5 separate regions of the Homo sapiens genome follow, and all the other regions are linked to region 1. The links are chromatin contacts, found by Hi-C or POLR2A ChIA-PET in ENCODE. All regions are on one chromosome and are shown on one strand. The core of a region is the stretch at or near the end of the contact, and the rest is flanking DNA. Distances in the headings are between cores, read along the strand shown. Region 1 holds the start of RMDN2 (regulator of microtubule dynamics 2). Region 2 overlaps HEATR5B (HEAT repeat containing 5B). Region 3 overlaps GALM (galactose mutarotase). Region 4 holds the start of HNRNPLL (heterogeneous nuclear ribonucleoprotein L like). Region 5 has its middle 45 kb from the start of QPCT.

What was found. Hi-C counts contacts between places; a loop is a spot of excess contacts on that map. ChIA-PET counts read pairs that join two places held with the same protein, here RNA polymerase II (POLR2A). Pooled maps may share reads with other maps.
Region 2: a pooled map shows a loop between it and region 1 (2.8-fold over the local background). The contact joins the enhancer-like site here to the promoter of RMDN2 in region 1. A Hi-C loop is called at or near these places in 1 of 168 maps with a recorded cell type or tissue (OCI-LY7), 2 of 37 single-sample maps with no recorded cell type and 5 of 50 pooled maps.
Region 3: a loop to region 1 is called in a pooled map, with 2.6 times the contacts of the local background. The contact joins the enhancer-like site here to the promoter of RMDN2 in region 1. A Hi-C loop is called at or near these places in 1 of 37 single-sample maps with no recorded cell type and 2 of 50 pooled maps. POLR2A ChIA-PET finds 5 or more read pairs at or near these places in 2 of 52 experiments (B cell and MCF 10A).
Region 4: a loop to region 1 is called in a map with no recorded cell type, with 4 times the contacts of the local background. The contact joins the promoter of HNRNPLL here to the promoter of RMDN2 in region 1. A Hi-C loop is called at or near these places in 9 of 37 single-sample maps with no recorded cell type and 13 of 50 pooled maps.
Region 5: a pooled map shows a loop between it and region 1 (8-fold over the local background). The contact joins the enhancer-like site here to the promoter of RMDN2 in region 1. A Hi-C loop is called at or near these places in 9 of 37 single-sample maps with no recorded cell type and 10 of 50 pooled maps. POLR2A ChIA-PET finds 5 or more read pairs at or near these places in 5 of 52 experiments (HEK293, MCF 10A, T-cell and 2 more).

What each region holds. Positions count from the first base shown.
Region 1 is chr2:37,922,813-37,928,898 of GRCh38, forward strand. It overlaps RMDN2 (regulator of microtubule dynamics 2), which reads left to right and starts at 2,475. Exons shown (of 11, transcript NM_001170791.3): 1 at 2,475-2,613. RefSeq lists a silencer at 2,290-2,529.
Region 2 is chr2:37,003,743-37,009,828 of GRCh38, forward strand. It overlaps HEATR5B (HEAT repeat containing 5B), which reads right to left. Exons shown (of 36, transcript NM_019024.3): 28 at 4,869-5,106; 29 at 3,308-3,562; 30 at 1,890-2,017. Among named protein-coding and RNA genes, the nearest start is that of STRN, 40 kb to the left of the region's middle. Within about 2 kb of position 1,454, at least 2 of the 41 ENCODE cell types and tissues checked have a DNase peak (open chromatin) inside an H3K27ac peak, as active enhancers do.
Region 3 is chr2:38,719,496-38,725,581 of GRCh38, forward strand. All of the region lies in intron 4 of GALM (galactose mutarotase), which reads left to right. All of the region lies in intron 1 of LOC124905993 (a long non-coding RNA gene), which reads right to left. Among named protein-coding and RNA genes, the nearest start is that of SRSF7, 29 kb to the right of the region's middle. RefSeq lists a silencer at 2,729-2,788 and an enhancer at 3,579-3,628. Within about 2 kb of position 3,392, at least 9 of the 41 ENCODE cell types and tissues checked have a DNase peak (open chromatin) inside an H3K27ac peak, as active enhancers do.
Region 4 is chr2:38,599,651-38,605,736 of GRCh38, forward strand. It overlaps HNRNPLL (heterogeneous nuclear ribonucleoprotein L like), which reads right to left and starts at 3,278. Exons shown (of 13, transcript NM_138394.4): 1 at 2,788-3,278. The coding sequence starts at 2,976. RefSeq lists silencers at 2,998-3,097, 3,118-3,167, 3,388-3,457.
Region 5 is chr2:37,387,062-37,393,147 of GRCh38, forward strand. No RefSeq gene overlaps it. Among named protein-coding and RNA genes, the nearest start is that of QPCT, 45 kb to the left of the region's middle. RefSeq lists an enhancer at 3,043-3,232. Within about 2 kb of position 3,515, at least 15 of the 41 ENCODE cell types and tissues checked have a DNase peak (open chromatin) inside an H3K27ac peak, as active enhancers do.

The DNA.
Region 1 (6,086 bases), core at 1,225-3,724:
TGGACGGGTGGCAAGCAACAGGATATTCCAGGCACAAGGAACAGGATAAAAAGGATACAGCTTGTGGAGAGACGATCAGTAGCTTAGCTAGTGCTGAAGTGTAGAATGATGTCTGGTGGAAGTAGCGGAGAAAAGCTGGAAAAGTAGGTTGGGGCAAATCGTGAAGGGTCTGTACCCACTCCTCCCAAATGATTGTCATGCCGTACTGGTTTGATGAATAACAGCAACTCTGAGATTCTTAGTATGTTCTGGTTTTTCCTTCAGATATTCCTTTTAGACTGACATTCCTAGTAGTGGGGAGGGGAATCATTTCTGCTTTTTTATGTCACCCCTGCAACAGTACCTGGCAAAGATAGCGCCTGTCTTTGCTATTTAGTTACAGCTTTGCCAAGGTCAATGGTTGTCACTGTCCCTGAGTTTCTACCTTTCAGATAATTTTTACTCATCAAGGAATAGAAACAAATGTATTGGAAAGGAGCAAGTGTGACATAGTCTATGTCCTGAACCTGAAGATCAAGTCAGTATCAGCTGCCATCTTCCTCTTGGAATAGACTGGTAAGGCCTTGTTCACAGCCCATACGTCACATTTTTATTGAAAGCCTCTTCTGTGCAATGTGCTGGGGATGCAGCAGTGAACAACTCAGTGGGCTCCTGGAAAAGCTTAAATTTTGTTTTAAATACTGAAAAGCTCCTTTTAAGTATTAGCGAAGAGACAGTCATGTTTCTTTGGTATCTAAATCTTGTTAAAAGAGAAAATTGTTTTGCATGATCGGTTTATATCATATTGTATTCTAGTTAAATAAAGCTAGCATTATATTGCAAGATTGCTGCAAACCATAATAAATAGGAGTGAAGTGGGTTTGTAGAAGGTAATATTTTACTAGTTCCAAATCTGAGAGGTTAAAGATTAATCTGCTCTTTTTCCAAATACAACTTAGGTTTTTGCTCTTGTTTTTTGAGACAGAGTCTCATTCTGTCCCAGACTGGTGAGCAGTGGCCCGATCTCGGCTCACTGCAACTTCTGCCTCTGAGGTTTAAGCAATTCTCATGCCTTAACCTCCCGAGCAGCTGGGACTACAGAAGTGCGCCACCACACTCGGCTAATTTTTGTATTTTTAGTAGAGATGGTGTTTCATCATATTGGCCAGGCTGGTCACGAACTCCTGGCCTCAAGTGATCCGTCCGCCTCAGCCTCTCAAAGTGCTGGGCTTACAGTCGTGAGCCACTGCGCCCTGCTACAAATTACTTTTAATAAAATGACCATGGCCAGGCTTACTTATTCTTCAATGCGGCTTGCCTGAAGCTCAAAAAATCATCTTAAAGAGCCTATAGAATCCCTGAATCCCTATCCGTAAACAGTAGTATATGGATTGCAAAACAAGCCTTCTGGATTCTTCATGGCTTTATGGGTGTTGTCTGCTGTTGCTGTTTTGAGAAAGAGTGTACCCATTTTTAATTCTGCTCAATATATTGGTGGGAAGTTTAGAGATTAATGTTATGCAAACCTAAGCTTGAGGCAGTAATACTCAAGGTGCGGACAATACAGAAGCAGTGTATGTACTGTTTTGTTTTTGTTTTTGAGACGCTCTATCACCCAGGCTGGAGTGCGGTGGCGCGATCTCGCCTCACTGCAACCTCTGCCTCCGGGTTCAAACGATTCTCCTGCCTCATCCTCCCAAGTAGCTGGGATTACAGGCGTCCACCACCACGCCCGGCTAATTTTTTGTATTTTTAGTAGAGACAGGGGTTTCGCCACGTTGGCCATACTGGTCTCGAATTCCTGACCTCAGGTGATCCGCCTGCCTCAGCCTCCCAAAGTGCTGGGATTACAGGCGTGACCCACCGCGCCCGGCCCAGTTTTTAAGAGCGTATTTAGCAGAATTAGTTTCATTATACAAACCACAGAAAGCTGGGTAAAACCTTAAATGTCAGGCATCTGAAAAAACAGCGGCTTTCATCTAAAGGCAACTCGGAATGGCGGGGAGAAGGAAGAGGCTGTCAAAATTGCTCATTAAAAGAAAACGTGAGATAAAGCTATGAACACGGGGCTGCAGATATCAGTAATTAGTGCAAGGCGTCTGCCTTTAATTCAGTCGTGAGGAGTAAAGTGCAAGGTTGTGCCTAGAAAGGGCACAGAAAAAGGTTTAACTAGGGGAGAGGGAGTGGGTTTGAGAGCCGGAACGAAGCGAGCTGGCGGTGGGCGTGCGGAGTGGCAGCAACGCGAGAGGGAACGCGCTGGGGCTAGCGCGGAGGCCCAGAGCCCAGGCGGGGGAAAAGGTGCCGACCGGCTTCGAAGGGAGGCGACGGCCGAGACACACGGTCCGGCGCGAGCCAGGCGCCCCGCGACGTGCAATTTTATTTTGCAAAAGGTGCACCCAACGCCAGTCCCGGTAGAGTTGAACCCACCACGAGAGGGAGAGGGGGCGGGAGCGGGGGGCCGAGCGGCCGCGGGCTCCTCCCCCGGCGCCTCCGCTATCTGGGTCAGGACGCGACGGCCGCGGCGCGGGACCTTAGGACCCGCGGGCTCCAGGGCTACTGTCCGTCCGCCACTGCGCGCCAGCAGGTCCTGGTCTCCGCTCTCCAACAGCTGAAAGGCCGGCGCAGTGAACACAGGTGCGTGCGCAGTCTGGGAGGGGGCTGCTCAGCCGCTGGGGGCCGGACCGCGCCGGGGACTTGCGGAGGGAAGCGGAAATACTTGCGGTGGGGGCGACTGCACTTCCGGGTCGGTGTGTCCCTGGCGAAGCTTGAGCCTGCTAGCCAGCGGTGCTCTGCGTTCCCGGGGCTGGAGCAGCGGCCCATAGTGGCTTCCCGGGTTCATCCCTCGCTGACCCTGCGCCACGGAAGCCCTAGCCCCGGAGGTCGCTGGTATTTCCTCGCACGCGGACCCTTCTGGGGTGCGTGGGGAACAGGCAGTTTGCTGCCTCGGCCCGGCTGGTCCCTGCAAACCCCAAAGAATTTCAACAGAGACACTTGCTGGGCTCTCGCTCGGCTTTCAGCCTTGCGCAAACATTTTGTTTTTGTTTGTGTGGGGTTTTTTTTGCTCTCAGACTCCGTCTGTGCCTATTTCACACAAAAACGAAGGCCGGATTATCAGTGCTGCCAACATAGGGGAATGAGGCAAACACTTGGGAGCCCTAAATTTAAAATAAATTATAAAATACAAAAAAACCATGAAAACCTGATGAAATGAACAATAGAATTCACTTCGAAAGTACCAGGTTTTCCAGGACGCTGTAGGAAATCTGATCACTAGTTCAAGGTCTCAGTGCAATTCTCTTAGGAAACTTAAACCTCGGGCTTTTTTGTAATGTCTCTTTATCCTTGCAAAATTTGTCATACCTTCCCCGAGTTTATTAGAGTTATGCATTTTATATTTTTCTCCTCTAAGGGTCTGCTGATGAAGTTAATGAATATCTGTGCTAGATTTATGGTGAAAGCATTATAATTAATTTAGTAAAGCATAATTTCTACATCAAAAAATTAATTTTAAATAAAACTAGAACATGGAAATGAAATGTTTCTTCAGACATTTCTTCAGAAAACATTTCATATTCTATTTTCTTTAGAGTCAACATTTTGATGTCATTTTAGAATACTTGATTCTCATCTCAACCTTTAATATTACACAATAATACACATTAATTAAGTGCCATAATCTATATTAAAATGTCATTTTCCATTGTTATTTACTAGCACCTTACAAATTGAAACGTAACATAATACTTTGTATCTGATTATTAAAATATTAGAGTTTTAAAATCTGTTTGGTAAAGTTTTTAATTACTATATTTTTTTATACTACAAGTGTATACTATTAACATAATTAGAAGTATGAAAGCTAACAAGGCTGGAGGCAGTGGCCCATGCTGCTTATCCCAGCACTTTGAGAGGTGGAGGCAGGATTGCTTGGGCCCAGGAGTTCGGGACCAGCCTAGCAACATAGGGAGACTCACTCTCTACAAGTAATGTAAAAATTAGCCGGGCGTGGTTGCCCACGCTTGTGGTCCTAGCTACTAGGGAGGCTGAGGCAGGAGGATGACTTGAGCCCAAGTGGTCGAGGCTACAGTGAGCAGTGATTGTACCACTGCACTCCAGCCTAGGTGACAGAGCGAGACTCTAAAAAAAAAAAGCTATGTAAATGACTTCATACAACCTTTGAAATTATTCTGAAGGCAAGCAAGTACTCTGATGTATTTTGTACATTATTTTTAATGTGTCATTTTTCAAATTATCAGTGTTGAAGCACATTTGTTTTATGCTGTTATAAAACTCAAACATAGCTTGAACTGTTAGTCTTTAATTGTGTTTGTTTAAAACATCAGCTCCGTTGATTCTATTTTTTTCTAGTTAATTTTTGTGGTTCTGAAATAATATTTCAGCTTTGAGCATCTCTGTTCAGTCAGTACTCTCCTTCACCTCCTTGTTGATGCTTTCCAAATCTCCCACATGTTGTGGGTGCATCCAAGAGTTAGGAACAGGTTGTCAAAGGTGACAGTTTTCACTTCCCAGTTGGGTGATCACTGGGTAAGTGACTTGACACCTGTGTGCCTCAGTTCACTTATCTGCAAAATAATAATAGGACCTGCATGGAAGAGATGATTTGGAATTGGTGCAGTTCCTAAAGAAAGGGCCAAGCAAAATAAGACTTTCCCACCTGCTGAAACCTGGTCCTGTCTCAAGAATAAGTTCTCCTTCCTAGGTAGATTTTTACTTCTACTTATTTGCTTATTAAATGAAAATATTTTCAAACTAGGCTATATTTCTTAATGTAAAAGTCCAAGGTATGGGCAAAAGAAAGCAATCAGAATAGGAAGATTTCCTTTAATAGACCTCTATATCAGCGAATGGACATCCTGCCTGAATAATTTTATTGACAAAAATAAAGATGATTAAACTTGATGTGTGAATATTAGCTGGAATGCAGTTGTAATTAATGGGCATAGAGTGACTTATTTTTTTGCAATAAGCTTTCAAGATAATTTAGTTTTGTGATACAATTTTTTTGTAGAATACATTTACACATCTAGCAATAATTAGCTACAATTTCAGCTGAAGTTACAAATTGATTGGAATCTGTTGCTGGCATGTCTCCTGGATGAGCTGGGAGTGGGCAGATGGTTATAGTTCCCAGTTATACCAATTAGGTGAAAAAAAATTTTTTTAAGTTAATTCCAGGCAAATTTCTGTGAGGTAAAGCAGGCCAGATTAAGTACCAAGGCTTTCTCTGGAATCTTTGGTTTAAAAGAAGGAATTCTTAAATCTCTTGGATATAATATTCACTAACACCTGAGGTAATTTCTGGAAGATTATTTTAAAGTCAGTCCTTCTCTTTGACACTTAGGCCTGTAATGAAGTGTAGAACATCCAAACAGGATACTTTCTGTGTTCCAGGCATATACTCTAGTGAAATAGGAATCCAAAGACGTTCTTATTTTAAGCAGGCTTTTCAGAAATAGATTATGGCTGCTTGTTCTCTCAGACCCTCTTCCATAGGGCATTTGCGAGCCCAGAAATCCTAACCAGTAGACCACCAAGGAAGCATTTGAAACATTACATTTAGTTGGCCATTTGAAGTGTAAGAAACAATGCTTGGTAGAATATGTGGAATCACAGGATATAAAGCAGAGGATGGTGAATTTCGGGTATACAACCTAATTCAGAATTTTCATCTTACTGATATTTTTTCCCCAATTCACACTCCCAGCTATTTACTTTGCTTCCTATCTTCACTTCCTATCTTAGAACAGTGAAGCAATCAAAGAGAGCTTGCATAACCTCCCACCACTGCATCTACCCACCTATTTAAATCTCTGCTCACATAATCTGCCTTTTATGACTATGAATGAATGGTTTATGTTCCCATCAAAGGTCAACTCCTGTGCTTGTGCGATAGAGCCCACCTCCTTTGCCTTCTCAAGTTTATTGCTATGCAGTTTTCTATATGTCTACTTCATCAATTTTTCTTTTCTTTTTATGGACTCTTTTCTGTTGGCAAAAAAAACCTGTTATTTCTTGATCTTTTGGCACCATTTTCGCACTTAATAATGGCGTAATTTCTCTTCTATTTGTTTTCTATTTGCCCATCT
Region 2 (6,086 bases), core at 204-2,703, 920 kb before region 1:
ATATTGTTAAAATCTGAGAAAATACCTATGTAAAAAAAGAAATCAGGTAGCTAAAATTAAAATATAGGACTACGTAACAAATAAGAACATTGTAAAAATCTTGAGAAATGGTCACATTTTACTCCTATGTATTTTCAAGCAACAAATGATTTATTATTTACATATTTAAATGTGCTTTATATTCAGAGATGATCATTCTCCTATTGGAAGGAAATAATTGAGCTAAATAGTATTGTAGAGTCCAGTGCTGCTAAAATTTATAATTTCTAACCTGAGCTGAATATCCAAGAATTTCTACAACCTCTGCCTACCACAGATTGTAGAAATCTCTGGTGAGTTCCTCTTCTATTCACTTCAGCAACTACTACAAACTTTTGCCACCCACTTTAAGCTTCTTACTCACAATCTTCCATACCAAATCCATCCAATGAACCTAAATGAAATTTCAAAGAGGGGGAAAAGACTTAACTGCAACCAAAGCCACCTTTACCTCTTTCCTTAAGATCATGTGTTCAGCCTCTTATGTGAGGCTTAATCTGAGGTTAATCTTTCCTTATGTGCTCCTATCCTAACCTATTTGACTTCCTAGGGATTCTTCAAGGACTCTGATCATATCTCGTATGTTTTCAACTTCTCTCTCTAGTTAGGCTACTCTTGTCAGTATAATGACAATGCTCAAGTCTTTCTTATCACATGTCCCCCCTGCACTATTCCCAAAGCCTCCAGATCCTTTTATCTACCCTATGTCCTCCTCTATGTATCTGGCTCCTTCCTTTCCCAGCCTAGATGCTTCCACTTCCTTTACTCTCTTATTCACTCCTCAATCTTCTACTATCTGGCTACTGGTCACCTCAAACAATCCTCTGCGGGAGGTCACCAATAGCCTCCTCTAGACTCATTTCTGTGCTTATTTACTCGATTCTTTCTTTTGAGACTCTGTCTACCCTTCTTGAAACTCCTCCCTTGTCTTTGATAACTCTGTTCTCTTTTGGTTCTCCTGAAACTTCTCTAGCAGTTTCCACTGTTGATTTATTTCCTTCTTCTCAATTTTTAAATGCTATTTATCCTCAAGCTTCCAATCTTGGTCCTCTTTCTTCTTCCTTTATTCAGCCTTCCTAGGCTAGTGTTATCATTTCTCTGGAATTATGAAAAAAGCCTCAGAACTGGCCTCCCTGTCTCCCTTCCCATCTCTTACAAACCAACCTACCTCTACGGGCTGACAGAATGATCCTTCTGAAATATAAAGTTAGTTACATCATTCCTCTACTTAAACATTTTTAATGATTCCCTATCACTTTCAGGATAGGGTTCAAACTCTTTTACATGTCATCAAGAAACCTTCATGATTTGGTCTTCACCTTGTTGTCCAGCCTCATCTAACAACCTCATGTTCCATTCATATCGGCCATAGTAAATGGCTATGCCCTTGAACTTGCCGTGTTCTCTCATGCCTCCTAGTGTTCGTATTTGCTATTCTTTCTGAGAGGAAAACCCGTCCCGCATGTGTTGCCTCACTAATTCCTCTTGAAGATTTGATTCAACCATTGCCCACTCTGAGAAACCATCCTTTGCTTTCCTATCACAACATCGGGCTCCTCCTCTCTATTCTAATTGCAGCTTTACATGCACTAAAATAGCACTTACCACACTGTACCTATCTCCTAATTCAGGCACAGTGAAACTGCTTTCACTATCTATAACCTCAAACCACGTTTGAGGCAGACCAGGCACAGAGTAAAAGTAACTGGGTGAATAAATACAGGGAGTCAGTGTATTCATATCATGTTAAAATAGGATCCAATACAGAAAAAAAATCCATCCTTTTTTCCATTGTAAAGCAATACTCAAAAAAAAACCACACAAGTATCTATCATAGCAATACACTGTACCTGATCTTCTGCAATATGGACTCGAGCATAAGGGGAGTCTAGCAAGGTATGTAAGGCCTGCAGGCATGCTGTAACATGTTCAATGGGCTCCTCAGGTCTAGGGGAACAAAGAAACTGTATACTCACACCTGAAATGCACAAAATAAAAACATGTTTTTTCACTTATAAAACACTTTATGTTGTTTGATCCCATATTTCTTCTCTATTTATGTTTTTACAGATTACCTTAACATGTATTTATTAATACCTTAAAGTAGACTTCAAAATGGTTTCCAAGTTAAACAGCCAAACTCAACATAAGGTTGTAGTTTTGCAATTAGGTTAATATTCAAATTAGCTATGTGTGAAAGAAGGAATTCCCATGCCATCAGGTTGATTATGAAGATATTAAGTTTTTATTTCTAGGACTTTTAAAATAATACATTAAGAAAATAAATTTACAAACATTATAAAATTGTTTTTCATTAAATGGTAGCCAAATAATTTTTCATGCATACAAAGTTTTTAAATGGCAAGTTATAGAGGCACAATGGGTATCATAGTAAACAACTGCTTTTAATTTACATAGGGGTAAAGTCATTGTTTTGGAAGTTTTTCACATTTTCACTTACCAGATCTACTGATGAATCCGATAATTACACCTTATTGTGTTCCTTTTCACTCCCAGAAAACATAAGATCACTAAAAGCTTCATTACCATGTATAAATTCTTAAATGTTAAAAAAGCATCTATAGCTGGGTGCAGTGGCTCATACCTGTAATCTCAGCACCCAGCCGAGGTGGGTGGATCACCTGAGGTCAGGAGTTCGAGACCAGCCTGACCAACATGGAGAAACCCCACCTCTACTAAAAATACAAAATTACCCGGGCGTGGTGGCGCATGCCCATAATCCCAGCTACTTGGGAGGCTGAGGCAGGAGAATCGCTTGAACCCAGGAGGCGGAGGTTGCGGTGAACCGAGATTGCGCCACTGCACTCCAGCCTGGGCAACAAGAGTGAAACTCTGTCTCAAACAAAAAACAAAAAAACAAGAAACAAAAAAGCATTTATAAAGCAATTTTACATTAGGATTCACTGAAATCTTCTTAAACATTTTTTTCTTAATGGGATAATTGGTTAAGTGCCAAGTAAAAAGAAAACCTGTTGTTGAATAAAAAACATATTACGTTTTTTTACTGAAAATTGTTCGATATTGCTGTGTGAATGAGCATGACAGTTAAGTAGTTTCAGTAGTTTTTAATAATTTAATTTCTAGGTTAAAAATTCAATTAACAATTTATAAGGTGAGGTGAAAAATCCTTTCACTTTTCCTTCTCTGAACTGTGCTATACTGTACAAAATCTTTCCATAGCTTTAAAATGAAAGATATGAATTTTCAGAAGTGATAATCTTGAAATATATTAATATGACAGACCTACCTAAAATCAGATGCATTCTGTCTTTGTTAATTTCTGGCAAAGATTTAGCACTACCCACTGCTCCTGATGCCTGGTTTAAATTGACAGATGTAGAACGTTTTTGTAAACCAGATATTGCTGCTGCTTCTGTAGACTCTGAGCACGTAAATCCTGTGCTATTTAACCAAAGTGCCACCGCATGGAGAATTGGGGCCCAGGAATTCCGATAGTGAAGTCTAGCTGTATCAATAGTTTCAGGGGTATAAAATGCTCCACCTGTAAAGCAATCAAATCAATTAAAAACATTACTTTTTTTTTTTTTTTTTTTTTTTTGAGACCAAGTCTCGTTCTGTCGCCCAGGCTGGAGTGCAATGGTGCGATCTTGGCTCACTGCAACCTCCTCCTGCTGGGTTCAAGCAATTCTCCTGCCTCAGCCTCCTCAGAAGCTGGGACTACAGACATGCGCCGCAATGCCCAGCTAATTTTTTGTATTTTTAGTAGAAATGGGGTTTCACCATGCTGGCCAGGCTGGTCTCAAACTCTCAATCCACCCGCCTCAGCCTCCCAAAGTGCTGGGATTACAGGCATGTGCCACTGCACCCGGCCAAAATATTACTATTATACATGTTCGCTCATTTATGAACCACTAACAAAAATACCTGTTACATACAAAAGAGAAATCTAGCCAAAGGGCTTCTCCTCTTTATAAAGCCACCAAAAGTAACCCCTTTTCTGTAGCTGATGAACTGGAATACCTGTCTCTTCCTCACTGATGCTAGTTTTCCAGCCTTTCCTCTGCTACTGCTGATGTCACTAAGTATTCTTACCTTTTCTTACCCTGTTGTCACAGAATTTACCTCTTCATTGTTGCCAGTGGCTCCTAAAACCCTATCATCTTCTCTTTCTATCACAACCAGGGAACTCTGTTTCTTCCCTCTGTTTCTTTCTTCTTCTGCTATTCCTCTCCACCTCCTGTTGTTTCCTCTACTAACACTGAGGACTTCCTCATCACTCCTTGCTGTTATGATGGATTAAGGAAGGAAAAAAGGGGGCGGGGGAACTCCATTATTCTTATCATTAATATATAGGAAGGAGAATGGGTTCTTCAAGTAGGAACTAATAACACACTTTCTAAACAGAAAAAAATGTTGACGATTTCTACACTGATTTTGATAAGAAAACTAAAGTACAATTTGCAAAGCACTTTAGGAACATAATTTATTGGCACACTAGGAATCTGAAATAGAATATGAAAATACAAACATTGAACAGTACAGCAATATACATCTATGGTTATGCATAATGACTTGTTACCCATAGCTATTTAGAATACCCTAGCTCATACAGCTATTATTGTAACAGTGCTTGCTAATATGTTTGCTTCAGCCAACAAAAAAGCTCTATATCTTCTATCTACAAATTCAATATAGAGTACATATTCTAACTGAGACAACATCAAACTTAAGCCACAGAAATTTAAACTGTTACTATAGCAACTGTTGTTGCTAGTCTATACCGTCTCTATTTTGTTTAACTACTACTTTGAACTCCATAAAAGTAAAACTCAGAATGTAATACTCACCATCTGGAGGAAGCTGACTAGAAAATTCGGCTGGTAAAGTCAAGAGTGCATAATCTTTTAATGCTGCTAACCACAGGCGACTGAGTGTTGGTAGTTCAGGTTGTACCAGTGTTATTAAACTATCTGGTGGCAGTTCATCGATGGTACCACAGTCGTCATCATCATCGTCAGTATTTTTAATTGCTCTTTTTGGTTTTGACTCTGCTTCCTTTTTAATATTCATAGCGACCACATATACCTAATATGATATTTATGAGGACAAAATAGTAAGGCATAAGATAAAAAAATAAGATATTTTACGTTATTATAAAAATACAGTTAAATCATCAAAGATAACTGGGTATAGATATTAGAAAGTATACACTTTGGCTGGGTGCGGTGGCTCACACCTGTAATCCCAGGACTTTGGGAGGCCAAGGCGGGTAGATCATGAGGTCAAGAGATTGAGACCATCCTGGCCAACATAGTGAAACCCTGTCTCTACGAAAAATACAAAAATTAGCCGGGCATGGTGGCAGGCACCTGTAGTCCTAGCTACTCCAGAGGCTGAGGCAGGGGAATCGCTTGAACCAGGGAGGCGGAGGTTGCAGTGAGCCGAGATCGCGCTGCTGCACTCCAGCCTGGTGACAAAGTGAGACTCTGTCTCAAAAAAAAAAAAAAAAAAAAAAAAGAAGAAAGTATATACTTTGATCAGGTGCAGTGGCTCATGCCTGTAATCCCAGCACTTTGAGAAGCTGGGAATCACTTGAAGCCAGGAGGTCAAGACCAGCCTGGGTAATATAGCAAGACCCTATCTCTACAAAAAATAACAAAAATGCTAGCCAGGCATGGTGGCACATGCCTGTAGCCCCAGCTACTTGGGAGGCTAAGGCAGAAGGATCGCTTAAGCCCAGGAGTTCAAGGTTCCAGTGAGCTATGATCGTGCCACTGCATTCCAGCCTGGGCACCAGATTTGAGATCCTGTCTCAAAAAAAGAAAAAAAAAAGTATATACAACTCCATGATTTCCTGATAAACACAAAAGAATAATTCCATTTGCCTTGGAGACATTTTTCTAAAAAAACTGATCTGACTTCTGACTATTCCTCTGATGGCATGTTCCTTGAGTAGCCTTCTCAGAGTTTTTTCTGGCTTCCCTCATTCTACTTTACAAAGCACCCCCCGCCTCCACTTTTTTTTTTTTTTTTTTGCCACAGGGTATAACTCTGTTTCTGCCTCC
Region 3 (6,086 bases), core at 2,142-4,641, 800 kb after region 1:
TGGGTGCAGTGACTCACACCTATAATCCCAGCACTTTGGGAGGCTGAAGTGGGCGGATCACTTGAGGTCAGGAGTTTAAGACCAACCTGGCCAACATGGTGAAATCCTGTCTCTACTGAAAATACAAAAATTAGCCAGGTGTGGTGGCGGGCACCTATAATCTCAGCTACTTGGGAGCTGAGGCAGGAGAATCGCTTCAACCCCGAAGGTGGAGGTTGCCGTGAGCCGAGATCACGCCATTGCACTCCAGCCTGGTCGACAAGAACGAAATTCTGTCTCAAAAAAAAAAAAAAAAAGATTAGGATCTGTCACACCTCAGAGAACCTTTAGTGACCCCCGAGGCTGAGTTTGATGCTGCTCCCTGCTCCCCTAGAGCCTTAGGAATTTCACTTTCCTTGCATGTCTCACACTCTCCTGTAAATGTTTATTGTTTTGGCCAGGCGCGTTGGCTCACACCAACACTTTGGGAGGCTGACCGGGTGGATTGCTTGAGCCTAGGAGTTTGAGACCAGCCTGGGCAAGATGGTGAAACCCCGTCTCTACTAAAAAAAATAATAATAATAATAATTAGCCAGGCGCAATGGCACACACTTGTAGTCCTAGCTACTCGGGAGGCTGTAGTGGGAGGATCACCTGAGCCCAGGGAGGTCAAGCCTTCATTGAGCTGTGATCATGCCACCGCACTCCGCCTAGGTGACAGAGTGAGACCTTGTCTCTAAATAAATAAACAAATTTTTATTGTTTTAATCTGTCTCTTCCACCAGATTCTAGGCTTTCTGAGGTCAGTTTAATGCCTGGCACATAGAAAATGCTCAAAAATTGGTAAACTAACAAATTTGTGTTTGTTTTTTCCCCATCCAAAAGTAATTGCAAGGATTAATGTTCTTAAGGTATAATCACGTGAAGGCACTTCTATGTTAAAAAAAAAAAAAAAAAAAAAAAAAGGCTGTGGGTGGGGGCAAGGAGGAGCCAGGGAGGAAAATTAGTCTCCTGTCAGAATTTGTGAAGTCAGTGCTAGGAGGTGAAAACATCACCTCTTAGATGCTAGCAGTATACTAGCAATCTATTGCTATACAACAAATTACTCCAGCACTTCGTTTATTATCTCTAATTGTTTCTATTGGCGGGGAATTTAGACAGGGCACATCTTGTCTCTGCACATGATGTCTAGGGCCTCAGCTTAAAAGATTAGAACAGGGCTGGAATCATCAGAAGGCTTGTTCACTCACATGTCTGGCAGTTGATGTTGGCTGTTGGCTGGAGGCCTTGCTGGGGCTGTCAGCCAGAACAGCCCACACACAGCCTCTCCACGTGACTTGAGCTTCCTTACAGTATGGTGGCAGGGCTCCAAGGGCAAATGTCTTGAGAGAGAGAGAGAGGGCGAGGCTGGAGCCTTTTACATAACCTGGCTGCAGAAATCACACAGCATTACTTGGCCACATTCTTTTGGTTAAGGTGGTTAAAAAGGTCCATCCAAGTTCAAAAGAGGAAACACAGACTCCACGGCTCAGTGAAGAAGTATCAACATCACATTGTAAGGAGAGCATGTGGATGGGATCTAGACTACTGTGGCCATCTTTGAAGAATGCAATCTGCCACAAGCAGTCATGGGGAAAAGGCCAAATTCCTCATAATAGAATGTGGGTGTGAATCTCTTATGTAAGACAAGAGATATGAATCAAGGCAGATGGATTTTGTGAAGGCAGTGAGTTTTTCCTTCACTTTCAGAGTGCAGGTAATTATAACTCTGTCAAGAATGCAAATAGAAAGAGGAAGGTTTAATATTTTGTGACAGAGATCTGGAATGTTATAAAGTCCTATTTCCAGTGATCAGATCTACTTCATCTTCTTGCAAAAATGAGGCAGTTGTAGTGGCTAGAGTAACACCCTCATGAACTCTCTTTGTTAAGTCATCCCCCGTCCCAGTCACTTCCACCTCTTCCTGGCTTACTGTCACTCTAACATCACTCTTGTCATAATCCTTGATTATTTTCTTATCCATGTTGGTGATACCCTGACCACTCTGCTTCTTTTTTGAGACGAGCTCTCACTCTGTCACCCAGGCTGGAGTGCAGTGGCATGATCATGGCTCCCTGCAGCCTTGACCTCCCAGGCTCAAGTGATCTTCCCACCTCAGCCTCCCTAGTAGCTGGGATCACAGGTGTGCACCATACCACACCTGGCTAATTTTTTAATTTTTTGTAGAGACGGGATCTCACCAGGTTGCCCAGGTTGGTCTTGAACTCCTGGGCTCAAGGGATCTGCCCTCCTTGGCCTCCCAAAGTGCTGGGATTACAGGCGTGAGCCACCGCGCCTGGTCCACTCAGCTTGAGATCCACTCATCCAATGATCTTGTCCTTCACCCTTCTCAGCTGCTCACTTCTTTGACTTTGTCATGACCTGTCTTTGCAACCTTCCATGATCGCTATTCTAGATGTCTTTCAGCTCCAATAATTCTTCAGCACCACAAGAACATACAGTTCTTTGGTATAACTACTACCTTTTCACTGTCCCTCCCCAACTATGCCTTCCCTTCCCCCCCCCACCCCCCCCCCCCACCTAGAACAGAAGCGCATCATGCGGGCCGGGTGAGGCGGCTCATGCCTGTAATCCCAGCACTTTGGGAGGCGGAGGCAGCTGGATCACTTGAGGTCAGGAGTTCGAGACCAGCCTGGCCAACATGGTGAAACCCTGTCTCTACTAAGAAGTCCGTCATGAGAATCACCCCTTTGCACACACTCAACTCTCTTGCCCCCTCCCTCCTTCTTGTGTGCTCCTAATAAACCCAACCCTGATTAACCCCACCCCCTACACCCTCCACAGCTGTCATCATGCAGTTTCTGGTCTCTGTATTTATGAAAACAACCTCTAGTGGGCCCTTGATGCTGTCTGCAGTCAGACATTCTCTGAAATAGGGCATGGGCTGCTCCTCTGGCCCAGAGCTGTAACCCTAGATTGTTGGGTCAGAGCCCCTCATCTGCCAGGCACTGCTGCCCAGACCTTAATACACACCCATCTGGCCTCCAGGAGAATAAGAAATCCTCTTCAGAAACTGCTTCTCCCTGCCGACACCCCTGGCTTTCTGGTGGCTTCAGAACTAAAGTTGGAGGATGTGACATTCTGTCTGAGGGTACCCCTTCCATTTCCGCTTCTTTTTCCTGAACACTCAGCATTGCTGAGAGCTATTTTGACAGCTCCTTCTATTCTTAGCACCAAAGCACAAAGTCATATATGCAGATAAACCAAGGCTAGAAAAACTGCATGTTCATTTTCTAAATTCTTAGTGAGAAAAATCAAGAGCAACTGTCGGGGTTGGGGGCGTAAGGGGCTGTGACCAAGTCGGACACTCCAGAGGGAGGTGGAAAGTGCCTGAGTGGAGATTCTGACACTATGCAGATGTGTCACCTCGGGCAAGTCCCTTCAGTTGCCGGGGGCTCAAACTCACCATCTGCAAAGTAAGGGGACGGGATGAGGGAATTCCTAAGCCCCTTTCTAGATCTTTCATTCTTCGTCACCAGATGCTACAATATACACAGTTGCCTCTGGGTTTTTTTCTGCCTCTCCTGCCTTCATTCATCAGTTTTTCAATCAACGAAAGGCTCTGCTTCATGCCCAGAGGGTACAGAGATAAATAGGGCACAATTCTTGCCCTTTAGGACCTCACTTTCCTTATAGACACATCACTTGATATATGTGAAAGTTGGTTATACAAACTGGGTCATTGTCATACCCAACTAACTCAGAGTTGAGAGGCCGGGGGAAAAGAGCAGTTAGGGTACATAGCACCTGCTCCAAGAATTGATTTTTCTGCAAAGCTGAAACAGCCTGCTATAACCCTGAGACCAGTTTCACCCTAGTAATCGCTAAAATGACCTGCTGTGACTCTAACACTAGTTTCACCTGCTGCTGTCACTCACGAGTCAGAGCCTGCCAGCTCCCAGAAGTTTCTTTAGTGCCAATGAGCGTTCTTTCAGAACAGTATGTAACATTTCTCTTTCTAATAAAACTCCCGGCCAGGTGCAGCAACTCACGCCTGTAATCGTAGCACTTTGGGAAGCTGAGGCAGGAGGATCACTTGAAGCCAGGAGTTCAAGACCACCCTGGGCAACATAGTGAGACCTCATCTCTACAAAAAAATTTAAAAATTATAGCTGGTGTGGTGATGTACTGCAGTAGTCACAGCTACTCGGGAGGCTGAGGCAGGAGAATCCCTTGAGCCCAGGAGTTTGAGGCTGCAGTAAGCTATGATCAAACCACTGCACTCCAGCCTGGGTGAGAGAGCAAGACACTGACTCAAAAAAACAAACAAAAAAAAAAGCAAAAACAAAAAATATGTATATCTAATAAAACTCCCAACCTTCTCTTTGTTTTCCAGACATGCTGAGGACCACCTAGGCTGTGTGTGCACTCTGAATTGCAATTCTGTGATTCTCTCTTTTTTTGAGACTCAGTCTCACTATGTTGCCCAGGCTGGAGTGCAGTGGCACAATCTCAGCTCACTGCAAGCTCCACCTCCTGGTTCAAGCAATTCTTCTGCCTCAGCCTCCAGAGTAGCTGGGACTACAGGCACACACCACCATGCCCAGCTAATTTTTGTATTTTTAGTAAAGACAGGGTTTCACCATGTTGGCCAGACTGGTCTTGAACTCCTGGCCTCAAGTGATCTGTCCATCTCGGCCTCCCAAAGTGCTGGGATTACAGACATGAGCCACCATGCCTGGCCAATTCTGTGATTCTCAAATAAAACATTGAGAGATTCATCTCTATATTTTATTTGACTTTGACAAATCCTGTAATTATGTCATAATATGATGAACGTTTTGAGAAAAGTCTATTCTAAGTATAATGAGAACAAAGAAAAAAAAGATTGGTCCTGGCTATAGAGGTTAGAATATTTCACAAGAAGAAATTATGTTAGAGAATATTCTTGAACGATCAATTGGACTTTGCCAGACTGTGGTGGGCATAGGGGACCCAGAAGGAACATTCATTCTAGTTATGAGAAAGGGCCCAGAGACATGGCGAATCTGGGGGACAAATTCCACATTTTCCATATACTTGATCATTAAGCACATGACCAAGTGTGTCAGTGCATGAGGATGGACAAGATAGATTGGAGCCTTCACTGTTTTTTTCTTCTCATTTACCAAAAATTTCATCATTTTAGAATTGTCCCAGTTTTCTAATTTTAAGTCAGGGCTTCTTTGTCATGCTTAAAGTCTTACCCTCTGTGCCCTCTGCTCTGTGTTCTATATGGTAGCCTGAAATTTGGCCCTGTTATATATATTTATTTATGCCAGACTCCTGAAGGTGTTCAAGCATACCATTTATCAAATATTTCCATGTAATGTGGCAGCTAATAACAGCTTCGTTTTACAGAGGGAAGAGCTGAAGCAAACACTGATTTGTAGATTGCTTGGTAACAGGAAAGAGACCTGATGTATGCCCTCTGTCTTTCCTTCACAAAAATTTTGTAGCTTTCTTTGTTTCTTCAAGCCTTCTACCTGTAGTTATACTTTAAGGGAGATAATTATAAGCAATTTTGATTGACCTGAGTCGATCACACTAGGACTGTCATAAGGGTTAGATTTTGAGTTGACTGTGGCTTTAAGGAAGAATTAAATATTGTAACACCATTTAAAGTTATAGAAGAAAGCATAAGTTACCACTCAGAATATAGGTTGGTAAGACTAAAATCTTCCTGAGCCCATGAGAATACCTGCTTTTTTTTCCAAGTCTAATTGTTTCATGAAGAATTGCTGAGCATGGTGGCTCATGCTTGTAAACCCAGTACTTTGGGAGGCTGAGGCAGGAGGATTGCTTGAGCCCAGGAGTTTGAAACCAGCCTGCGCAACAAAGTGAGACCCCCATCTCTTCAAATAATTTAAAAATTAGCCAGGGGTGCTGGTACATGCCTGGGGTCCCAGCTACTCAGGAAGCTGAGACAGGAGGATTACCTGAGCCTGGCAGGTCGAGGCTGCATTGAGCTGTGATCATGCCACTGCACTACAGCCTGGGTAACAGAACGAGACCCTCGCTCTTAAACACACACATACACACACACACACACGTATATATATAATTGG
Region 4 (6,086 bases), core at 2,028-4,527, 680 kb after region 1:
TCATTTCTCTTTGTACCTTCAACATAATGATCACTCACAATTATCCATTCATTTCTAAGTTAAGAGCCTTTGTAGAACCACTATGTTTTTCTTAAATACTCACTTTCCTCTTTAAATGTAGTCAATATATTATCAAAGCACTCAAGGTTAATCATAAAAAACCAAGCAATGTAAATCTTCAAAGGCTTACTTTGCACTTTACAAACTTCCAACTAGAGTTGAAAAGAATGCCATCATTGTACCTAACCTGCATTTACTTTAACAGTCTGACCACAAAGGTATTTCTTCTCTGGGCTGAAGGACCACTGAAGTTGTGCAAAACCCTTTTCGGTTACAATGAATTACCAAACATGTGAACGAAGAAGCACAAGACAGTAAACTTCTATCCGGGGAACGTCTATCCTAATAATAGAATTTTATTATGTACAGGTTTCCATAGTTGCCATGATTTCAAAATAGTACCAAAAATTACATGAAAAATATTTAAAAACAAGATAAACAAGGCTTCATTAGATTTCATAGTACAATGATGGTTTTACTGTTAAATGAAAACAATTCACCCTTTCCTAGGAAACATATCAGCAGTAAGATAAACAAAAAAATTAAAATTTATACCTCAATCTGCTTATATCAGTTCCCGCCGGGGTAACTTAAAAGCAGCATTAGCATTACGTTAATCACTTAACTATAGCTTCGGTTAAAAAAGGCATGTGTTTCAACCTTCATATTTTACAGACTAAGAGAACTCAGAGTAGTAAACTGACTTTCTCAGACTCACACAAATTGTATGCTAAGACCAGGTGCGGTGGCTCACGGCTGTAATCCCAGCACTTTGGGAGGCCAACTCAGGTGGATCTCTTGAGCCCAGGAGTTAAGAGACTAGCTTTGGCAATATGGTGAAACCCCTTCTCTACAAAACACAGAAAAAAAAAATTGGCCCGGCGTGGTGATGCAGGCTTCCAGTCCCAGCAACCCGGGAGGCTGAGGTAGGAGGATCGCTTGAGACAGGGAGATCAAGGCTGCAGTGAGCCGTGATCACGAGCTGCTGCACTCCAGAGCTGCTGCACTCCAGCCCCGGGCCATAGAGTGAGATCCTCTCAAAAAAAAAAAAAAATTGTATGCTAAGCCTAGACTCTTGACCACCCCCAAGCCCTACTCAGTGCCATTTCCACCGCTCCACACATTTCGCTTTGGATACATTAATTATATGTTATTTTCTTCCCAACATCCAAAATAATACTATTGATTTAATGCTTTATCTGTTTTCAAAAACAAATTTTTATAATCTGATTTAAGTATCTTTCCAAAATGCCTGAAGACATTTCATGATGCTGCACAAAAACCCAAGCAAGATTTCTAGCAACGAGGTACACTGATCGAATACATCGAAATATCAGTTATAATATTCCTGTTTCCAATTTCCACAACAGAGTTGGCTTTGAACTGAAACTTCCTAAGAAAAAACCATTTCCTTTATTCACACTTCCAAGTTACATTTTGAATATTTCAAATAGCTCGGCACAAAAATCTAAAGTAATAGCTAACACCGTAACAAGACTGAGAGAAAAAGTTCCTTTTTTAAATGTGTTGCAAAGTTTGCTCTCACATCCTGGTAACTGGAAACTGCAACGCTGGGTGACTGACCAGCCTTTTTTTTTATTATTTAAAAATTCAAACGGCTATAAAGGGCTTCTAATGTGCGTCTTATTTTTAAAAGGTAAGGTAAAAACCCTTTTAACCTAATAGTAGGATATATGTGTACAGTTTCGTAATTCTGTTAAAGTTTGCAGAATTAATCACAATTCATGTGTTAAATGTTTAAATAACATCTAAGTCATTAAAACCGCTTAAGTGCACCAAAAAAGGGCAATAACGTTTGCTCCGCTTTGTTTCCTTAAAGTCTCCATCCAACTGAAGCTAACTACTTGCTGTGGACAAAATGATCACATTCCTTCTGCCTCCCCCTAACATTTCTGGTAAGAGAAAGACCTGGCTCTAGGAATGTGTGTTTAATGCAACCCTGAGCTCACTTCATCCTTTCATGGGGCAAATGTGGAATAAATTACCAATGAAAAACTTTAGTAATTTTAAGATTTGTTTTACTTGAAGGTAGGGGTGTACCAACAGCTGCCAACACTTCTGTTGAAGTGTTGTAACCGAAGAGGTAAAAAGTGTACTGAGTAATCCACAAAATTGGGTAGAGCAAAGGATGCACGCCATGCTTATAAAGAGTTTAATTTTAAAATTTTTTAAATTAAACCTTCAAGGGAACTAGCATGTGAACGCCAAGGCATAATCTGTTATTTAATTACGGGTCTCCATAGGACCGAGGCGGAGAGAGCTCCCGGTAGAACCGACGCAACCATCCCGGGATGGTGACCAACGCGCGGCTGCTGCGGGCAGAGGGACTGAAGAGAACCGGTGGTCCCGACGCTGGCCCCGAGCCCGAGGAGTTAAACTAACAAAGAGCTCCCCGAGCCGCGAAACCCCCCAGAGCGGAAGCGACGCCTCCCCGCCGCCGCCGCCGCGCCGCGACCCTCCCCAAGTTCAGGGCCCGGCAGTGGACTCGCTGCGGGGCCTGCGGCCAGGACGGCGCCGGGTTCGCAGTCGGGATGCGGGAAACAGGTAGAGGCCAGAATACGAGCCCCAAAGAGAAGAGTGGGCGCTTCCCCAAACGGGTCGGCGCAGCGGAAAAGGCTAACTGAAGCAAGCGGGAGGCCCCGCACCGAGGCCCTGCTTCCCGGGGAGCAGCCAGGCACAGCGGACAGGGGGGCCGCGCTTTGTTACCGGCTGAGAGAAGCTCCGGCCGCCGCCGCCGCCATCGCCCCCGCCCCGGGGCGTCGCTTCCCGGCGGTTCTCGCCTTCCTCGGCCGAGTAGTCGATCTCCCCCTCCTCGGTCTTGAGACGCTTGGCCTGGCTCTCGTACTCCCGGTCCTCCTCGTACGTCTCCCTGGGGGAGGAAGAGGAGGAGGACATGGCGGCGGCCGGAGGGACCGGCTGGCAGGCGGGTGGGGGTGGCGGTGGGGCGCGCGCCTCGGATGCCGCCGGCCAGTCCTCGCCGCCGGCAGCGCCTCTTCTGCGAGGGTCTCCGCGGCCCGGCCGTCCGCGGGGACTGCGCGGCCAGGAGACTGGCGGCTGAGAAGCGCGGACGGACTGAGGGGGGCGCCCCGGGAGGAAGCTCTGGAGCGGCCGCTCCTCTCAATTACCGAGCCAACATTCAGCCTCTCCCTCCTCCTCCTCCGTCTCCGCTCCCTGCCCGGAGGAGCGAATCTAAGGATGGGGACGCAACCGTGGCTTCCGGTCTTCCCTCCTCCCCTAAGCCGCTCCCAGCCGCGCAGGCCGAGCCTCCGCCCCCGCCTTCGCGGCCGTCGCGCAGGATCGAATCCAGCCGCAGCCTGCGGGAAGCGCCCCCCCCGGCCCGGGTTCTGCTCCCTATTGGCAGGGGCGGGAAAGTCGACCGGGCTTCCCATTGGCTGTGAGGGCCGTTCGTCAAAAGCCGCCCGCTGCTCGACCTCACTTCTCTCCCCGCGCCTTCTGAACTCGCCGCGGTCCTGGGAGGCCCGGCGCGCAAGGCGCGCCGCCTGGGAGTAGTTGCGACCCGCAACCGTTGGCGCTATGCGGCTCCTACCCGAGGCCAGGCGTGGAGTGAACACGGACGAGCGACGAGAAGTGCGGAGAGGCTAGGGCTGCGGGTGTTAACCGCCCTGCCGCTAATTTAAATGCTTTTTATCACCTCTTAAAAAGAGAATGAGGAAAAAAACCTCTAAAATCCCTGCAGTCATACCCCCCGAAAAGCCCTAAAATTGCAGGCGATGAAGGGAGAAAACGGCTTGGAGCCATGAGAATGGTCTTTCCACTGTTTTGTGTGCAAAATCTGGTAGAAGTGGGCGGACCCTCCCGCCCCTAGCTGGGTGTTGGAGAACAGCTGTCAGCATTGACTGAAGGCTGCGAGGCGCGCGTCGGCAGGAGGCGCTGCACGCGGGCGCTCGTCGGTCTGATCGGTTATAACTCGTTTGTAACCTGGGCCCTTTACTGACTTGCCTGTCCCTGTAAGTCCCTGCTCCAGTTAAATATGTTTTAATCCTTCCATATAAAATCTCATCCTCCATCCCAATTCTTTCTCTTCTGGACAATGTATTTACTTCACTTGATCATTTATTGTCGAAAGATACAAAAGCCTTTCAAAGTTCTGTGATCACAGCTTGCTTCCTCTGTGGTGTCCTGAGGGCTTTTCCAAGATTTTAGTTGCTGCTCTCTTTTTGCAACAGGGCCCCTTATAACTCCCTCTTAAGATGTTCTGTTTTAAAAACTCTGTGAGCGCCTGAAGACAGGAACTGTGTGCAATTTTCATTTTCGCAAGCCCAGTTCCTGTGCGATCTCCAGCACAATTTAGGTGCTCAACAATGCTGAATGAGTAGTCCTTGGGAAATAAAGGTCCAGTGTATCTTTCAGGACAGAAACTGGCAAATCAAGGCAACCTAACTGCCCTCTGTCAGGTGCCTCTTGGAGGACTGCCTGAGATCAAGAGCCTCTTGTGTTTCTGTTGTCCTTGTCCCTCGGATGCTTTCCTAGATGTGGCTCTTCCTTTCCTAAGAGTGTAGATTGCTTCCTCCTCCAGCCTAGTTCTCTCCAAAGTTATTTCCTCCTCCAAAAAAGCTATTTTTATTTATTGCTGAGAGTGCTTTAACATAACACTTTTGTACTTTGTAAATTACACCGGCTGTCATTTTGGAATCTAATTGCAAGATTTTCCACACTATGCAGCTATAATCAAATGTGTGTGCGGCTGCAGGTATACATTGACAAAACAGAACTAAAAAAATTATAAATTTATTTTTTAAATTAAAATGGAAGTCGACAGAAGAAATAGCAAAAGAGTGGCAGAGCTGGCTGCGGATGAGAAAATGTCATTGGCAAAAAGCTCTGCAATGGTTTGGGAAAGTAAAATAGCAACAAGGGAAACAATGATACAATTCTGCTTAAAATATGTCCTATGGATTCATATGTCCCCTAACATATTCAGAATGCAGACATTACCTGGCCTTCAGAAAGCTGAAGATACCAAGGGTCAAAAAAAAGGTCTAACAAACCTACTTCACGTGTTATCTTTAGCATCCATTGTCCTTTTTATAGCAGTCTCAGTATCAAAGATCAGGAAAGGATGAGTGAATTAATAAACTTGATACAAAGGAAACTTCTTTGATGAGGTGAGATGGGCCATTCTCAAGATATTTTTAGTTTGCTCAAATTAAAAGAGAAGAGCTGAGAGCTTAAAACAATTATTTTTTAGGAGAAAGAAAACAATAGAATATTATGTGAAATAATTGAGTGTGATGAGAAGCACTAAATATCTTTTTGTTAAGTATGAGCAACTACCTGTTAATTTTGTTTTATGTACATTTTCATATGCTAGGTGAATTTAGTTTGGTAAATTCTATTCACTCACAACTGGATTTACTAGGCCTTATACAAACTTTCCAAATATTTCTTGTGAAGATGCAAATATTTTAAATTCTCAAAGCCCTGCATTCAACCTATGGATTATACCACATTACAATGCAACTGTCACACCAATGGGTAAGGAAATCCAGCCTTGCCAAACCTAGGGCTGCTGTGCTCAGCGTTCACAAACAGCAGGTGGAATTCAATATGTACCAGTATTAAACTTTGTTCTTTTTGTAAGTAGCCCAGTTGAGTAAAAAAAAAAATATTGAGGGAGTAAAACTTAGAAAGCATTTTTAAAGGACACCAATCAGTTCGTTAACCATGGGTGAAATGCGAGCTTGTTGCAGATGAGTTGTTCAGACAGTGACAGTAGGTCCTTTGATAAGGAAAATACTAGCTAGCTCATCACCAGGGCATGAGGAGCTAAAGAGAGAGGACATAAATTATACTCTACATTATTTCACTTAGGTGAGACAAAGAAATTACACACTGCCCAGTAGCCAGAAATACCTAAGAAAAGCAGAAACAGCTCCTAAATGCCATGACTGTCTGGAACCTCTCATGCATTACGGCCTCAGACCTTTGACTATTTTCTGAACATTTGATTGAATTCGCTGCTGTCAAGTAGGCAGCAGCCAAGA
Region 5 (6,086 bases), core at 2,265-4,764, 530 kb before region 1:
GCACTTCAGCCTGGGCAACACAGTGAAATTCTGTCTCAAAAAAAAAAAAATTGCAATCAGGTCATATTACAGCTCTGAAATGGCTTTTCCTTTCTCTCAGAATAGGATCCAGTGTCATTTCTATGGCTGACAAGGTTCCATATGACCAGGCTCCTCCATCTTTCTGGTCCCTCCTCCTATGGCTCTCTTCCTACATCACCTCTCCTGGCCACACTGGCCTCCTGGCTTTTCCCAAACAAGCTGAGCACAGTCCTGAATCACTGCCTTTCTATGTGCTTGCTCCTCTGCCTGGAATGCTTTCCCCTAGATATTTGCGTCGGATGTGCCCACATTTCATCTGAGGTTTTGCTCAACTAATACTTAATTGGAGGGGCCTTCCCTGATCCCCTTCATCCTGTCCCCTGGACTTGCCCATTTTCCATCCTGGAGAGGTCTTAGTGACAACTTACGCTGTAAAGCCACCACCATCAATCACTTCATCCCCTAACGCTACACATTGCTTCTTCTTTCCCCAGAGATGAGGGTTAGACTTATGTTTGGTAGGAGCTGCAGCAGCTGCAACACTGAGGTCTGACTCAACTGAATCCAGGGAAGCTCTGGCTTCCCCAGCAGCTGCCCTGGGGGCCAGTGACACAACCCAGAAATACATACAGTTAATGTCCTGCACAGTAGACAAATCAATGGAAAGCAGGAGATAGGAAGAGACCGAGGGTTAATTGCTTACCCTTCCTCCCTCCAGTGGATTGTTTTGACATGCAGTGATTTTATTTGACCTCTCTGGAAGAGATGGAGATGGAGAAACAAGCTGTATTTGTGGCAAAGCTGGCCATCTTGGTAACACATCCCTTGTATTTGCCATTCTTCCTTTCCTGTCTCACTTCCTACTTTCCTTCACTTTTACTCCCCCTAAATTGCACCTTCTCTCATAAAGTCTAAGCCATGAGCTTTTGTTTCAGGCTCTGATTTCTAGGGGACTGTTATCTGTTTATTTGTGTGTTATCTCTCTCTCCTCTCTAGAATGTGAGCCCAGAAGAAGAGTAGGGAGTTTGTTTCGTTTACTGCTGTATCCTCAATGACCGGCCTAGTACTTGGAACATGGTAGATGCATGTTAAATACTTGTTGAATGAACTTCATGATGAGGAAACTTGTCTTTCCTAATCCTGGACCTTAAGCCAGGATGATTCACTGAAGCCAGGATGGTTCACTTGTAAGTCACCTGGTAAGTCCCACTCATCTGTGGCAATCCTTTGGTACCTCTTGCTTTGAATCTGCTCTTGATCTTGCTTCTGCTTCCTCCTCTCTCACCTGTGATATGCAACAGCCTCCCAATTGGACTCCCTGCAGCATTCCACCCTGCTTCATTCTAGACTTCATGCAACAGTCAGAGAAATGTTTTAAACACATTAATCAGGTCTCATTGCTATGCTGCATAAAACCCTGTGATGGTTTTTCACTGCACTGAGAATTAATATGAACTCCTTAACTATGGCTTACTATGGCCTACAAGGCCCTCCCCACTCAGAAACTCAACAATCTTTTTTTTTTTTTTTTTTTTTGAGACAGAGTCTCACTCTGTTGCCCAGGCTGGAGTGCAGTGGTGCAATCTCGGCTCACTTCAACCTCCACCACCTGGGTTCAAGCAATTCTCCTGTCTCAGCCTCCTGAATAGCTGGGATTACAGGCGCCCAACATCATGCCGGGCTAATTTTTTTTTTTGTATTTTTTGTAGAGACAGGGTTTCACCATGTTGGGCAGGCTGGTCTCAAACTCCTGACCTCAGGTGATCCACCTGCTTCAGCCTCCCAGAGTGCTGGGATTCTAGGCGTGAGCCACCGTGCCTGGCCCAGAAACTCAACATTCTACCACTCTTTCCCTCCCTCTCTGGCCTAAAATGCCATTGCCCTCTTTTGTTCCTTGAACTTACTAAGCAGTCCCCTGCCATAGGGAGGCTTCTGGACATCCTTATCCTCCACATGGGATTCTCCTTTAGTCCCGATTTACATTGCTGTCTCTTTCTTGGCCTTCTCACAGAGGCTGTTCCTCACATCCTCTTATCCAGAATAGGTCCTTCCCTGTATATTTCTATCTCAGCACTCTACTCATTTCTTTCTTTTTTCTTATCACAACTTGTCATTACAATATTGTTTTACTATGGGTGGGGGGCAGCCTGTTTTCATGATCAAATTGTAGGTTTCATGAGGGCAAGGACTATGTCTATGTTTTTCATCATTGTATTCCCAGCAACTTGGAGATATTTGTGTGTGTCAGAGGTTTAATACATACTTGGTGATTAAACAAATATTCAAGAACTGATCCAGCTTCTATTTCTCTGGCTTCAGGACTTGCCTCAAATGTCCCTTTATCACAGGCCTTCTCCAACTACCCTATATAAAATGTAACAGTGTATCTCCTGGCTTTTACTCTTGATTGTGGTGAGAGATTTGGTATCCTTGGTCTGGGCCTTTTGTGTTCTCTAAGAACCTGGTTTGCCCTCTGCCTCTTGGCTCTACTGGCTGCCATGAGCATCTACACCTCCCAGCTCCAGCTCTCAGGGCCCCTGTCCTCATTCAAGGCCTGCCCTGCTTCATCCTGGAGGAGATGGGGCAAACTCAGATACAGAGAGCTTTAGCAACTTGTTCAAGTTTATACAATAATGAAGATTGGGCCAGAAGTCAGGTTTTGGGATTTGCACCCAGTCTCATGCCTTTTCACTCTATTATGCTAATCCTGTATCTCTGTTTCAAATCGAAGTGACTCATTTTGAGTTTTCAGATGAACACTCCAAGTATTATGGAGTACCTGGTTATTTGAAGTAAAAAAAAAAAACAAAAAACCAAGAATTGAAGCTTCTAGCTAGACAAACAAAGCTTGAAGCACCAGACAGCTATTGAAGACCAAATCTACCCACAGGGCTGGAATTAGGCACCGAGGGAACAGATGCAGGGAGAGATCCAAGCTCACAGCCAGGAGCCAGATGCTGGGTGTAAGCTGTCTGTGCCTGTCCTCCTTTCCCAAGGCCCGCCAAAGGGAGGCTCTGAGCTTCAGAGTGGGGATCTAGACTTCAGTTGCCAGTAGGTTCTGAAAGTGCTGCCCTCAGGGAAATGGTGACTTAGAAACAGAACTGCAACAAGTTTCAGTTGAACTCCAGGGAATTCCCTAGGTATGCCTCTTGCCTCCTCCTCATCTCTCTCCTTCAAAAGAAGGACATTTGAGGAAGTCCCAGGGAAGAGAGATGAGAAATATGGTTATGAAATAAAGAGAAATGAAGAACCACAGTATGGAGTACTTTTCTGCATTGGGTAGGATTTGTGGGTGAGACAGAGAATTGGGTGGAGGGCAGAAGGCCAGAAGGAGTAGGCAGAGGAAGGAGGGGGTGTTGAACCTCCTTCAGGCATCGAGCGAGAAACCTGACCTCGGAATAGTCACACTTGATCTCCTTTTGGCTTCTGTGTACCAGCAAAGCCTTTAGGTTTAGTCTGTTTCCTCTGTGGCAGAAAAGGAAGCCCAAGACAATTTGCATAGGCAGCTCTCAAGCAAAGCCTCCCTCAAAGAGTTTCTGACTCATCCCCATGACTTCCTCCCCCATCTGTCAACAGGGGAAACTCCAGGTGGGAGGTTACATTTCCTGCCTCCCTGTTATGGACTAGTTTCCTTCCTGGGAGGTGAGGCAGAAGTGGAGGGGACTTTCTCCCTCCTCATCATCCCATGCCTTCTCTCTTCTCCCGGTTCCTCTCTATCAAACTCTATGTTCCCATTTTGAGCTGAGAATAAGGAACAGCAGAGTTGATTAGAAACATTTTAAAATCAAGTGATTAAACTCTGATAATGGCAGAATTTCAAACATGAGTCAGTATGTAAATCCAATTGTAAAGATGAAGCTTTGAAGATATTTCTGTGTTCTCAGAACCTCAGAAGTTAATTCCTAGACATTGCTTCCTCCTAAGGGCAACTTCAGCACATGGTCCACAAGGATATAGGGCAGGATCCTCATAGAGGTAGTGGGCTACATGTCTCAAGTTGTAGGATGCTCTGGGTCCTCAAGTCTATCTATCCTCTTCCTCGAGTTCTGCACATCATCTTCTACATGCTGCTGGGCTCCTGAAAGCAGCACAACACCCTGACGGGGAGCTTGTTTGAGCATTCATTCTTTCTGTGTTTTGATAGTGTTAGGTAGGCCACCATCTGTGGGTTCTGTTTAGATCCACAGTTCTTCCTCTGGACATGGGATGTATCAAAGCAGGAAAGAGGCTGCCCATCTGAGCTTTTCATGATGTCGCGGCTGTGGCTCTGGCTGTTACCAGAGCTATACAGGAAACCCAGGGAGAGGGCTTGAAATGGTTGGGCATCAGGTATAAAGAAAAAAGCACTCAGAAGTATGGAATTTGTTTACATTGGTTCAGGGAACCAAAGAAGATTCGAGAATAGAATGTTCTGTCCTGTGTGCCCACTGAAATTAGAATTGTATGGGATTTTCCTCCAACACCCTGGTGGCTATTTTCCAGTGTCTTTTGCTGATTCCTCTTCATCTTCAGACTTGTCAAGTTTGAAAGGCTCTAAGACTCAGTTCTTGTTCCTCTTCATTTCTCCATCTCAGTCCATTGTTGACCTCATCCAGCTTCAAGTCTTTAAATACCATGTATATGTTGGCAACTCCTGGAGCTCTCAAATGTTTTCTAGACTTGTATGTACAACGGCCTACTGAACAGTTCTACTTGAAGGTCAGATTCAGCAAGTTCCCACTGAACTCCTGGTCTCCTCCCCACAAATCTGCTTCAGACATTGTTGGATGGCAGTAGCTCCAACCTTCCTGTAGCCCAAAACATAGGAGTCATTCTTTTTATTGAGACATAATCTCGCTCTGTTGCTCAGGCTGGAGTGCAGTGGTGCAATCACGGCTCACTGCAACCTCCGCTCCCTGGATTCAAGCAATTCTCCTGTCTCAGCCTCCCTAGTAGTTGGGATTACAGGGGTGTGCCACCAAGCCCGGCTAATTTTTGTATGCTTCGTAGAGACAGGGTTTTGCCATGTTGGCGAGGCTGGTATCGAACTTCTGACCTCAAGTGATCCACCCACCTCGGCCTCCCAAAGTCCTGGGATTATAGGTGTGAGCCACCATGCCTGGCCTTGGAGTCATTCTTGATTCTTCTATTTCACATCCCACACCCAGTCAGAAGGTAGCCTGGCCAGGTCTATCTTCCAAATACATCCAGAATCCAATCACCTTCTACCACCCCCATTGCTGCTGCACTGGGTCCAAGCCACCATTATCTCTTACCTTGATAACTTTAACAGCCTCTTATCAAGGCTTCCTGGTTCTACCCTTGCCCCCTTCAGTCTATTCTTCATGCAGCAGGAAGAGCGGTTCTTTAAGGAATTAGGTCCCGTCATGTCACTCCTCTACTCAAAGCCCTGCAATAATTCCTTATCTCATTCAGAATAAATGCCCTTACAGTGGTCTGATTGGTCCTCTGTGATCTGTCCTTGAGCACCATTCTGACTTCATCTTTGACTAGTCTCCTCCATTGCTCACTCTTCCTTAGCCACAGTGGCCTACTTGCTGTTTCTTGAACATGTTAGTCTTAATCCTACCTCAGGACCTTTGCACAGGCTGTTCTCTCTGCCTGGAATATTTTCTCCCCACATACCTGCATGGCTATTTTTTAAAAAAATATTATTCCATTCCTTGCTGAACTGTAATTTTTCAACGATGTCTTGCTTGATCCCTCCCCTCAGTTTAAAGTTTTAATCTTGAGATTTTTTACTCTGTTCTACTTATTTCTGTATCACCCTCTAACATATGGTAAAATTTACCTATTTAATATGTTTGCTTTTTGTCTGGGCTTGTTGGCTTATACCTGTCATCTCAGCACTTTGGGAGGCTGAGGTAGGAGGATCACTTGAGCCCAGGAGTTCAAGATCGGCCTGGGCGACATAGTGAGATCTCGTCTCTACTAAAAAAAATAAATAAATAAAATAAAATAAAATAAAATAAAGCCAGGTGTGGTGGTGTGTACCTGTAGTCCCAGCTACTCAGGAGGCTGAGCTGAGAGGATTGCTTGAGCCCAGGAGTTCGAGGCTACAGCAA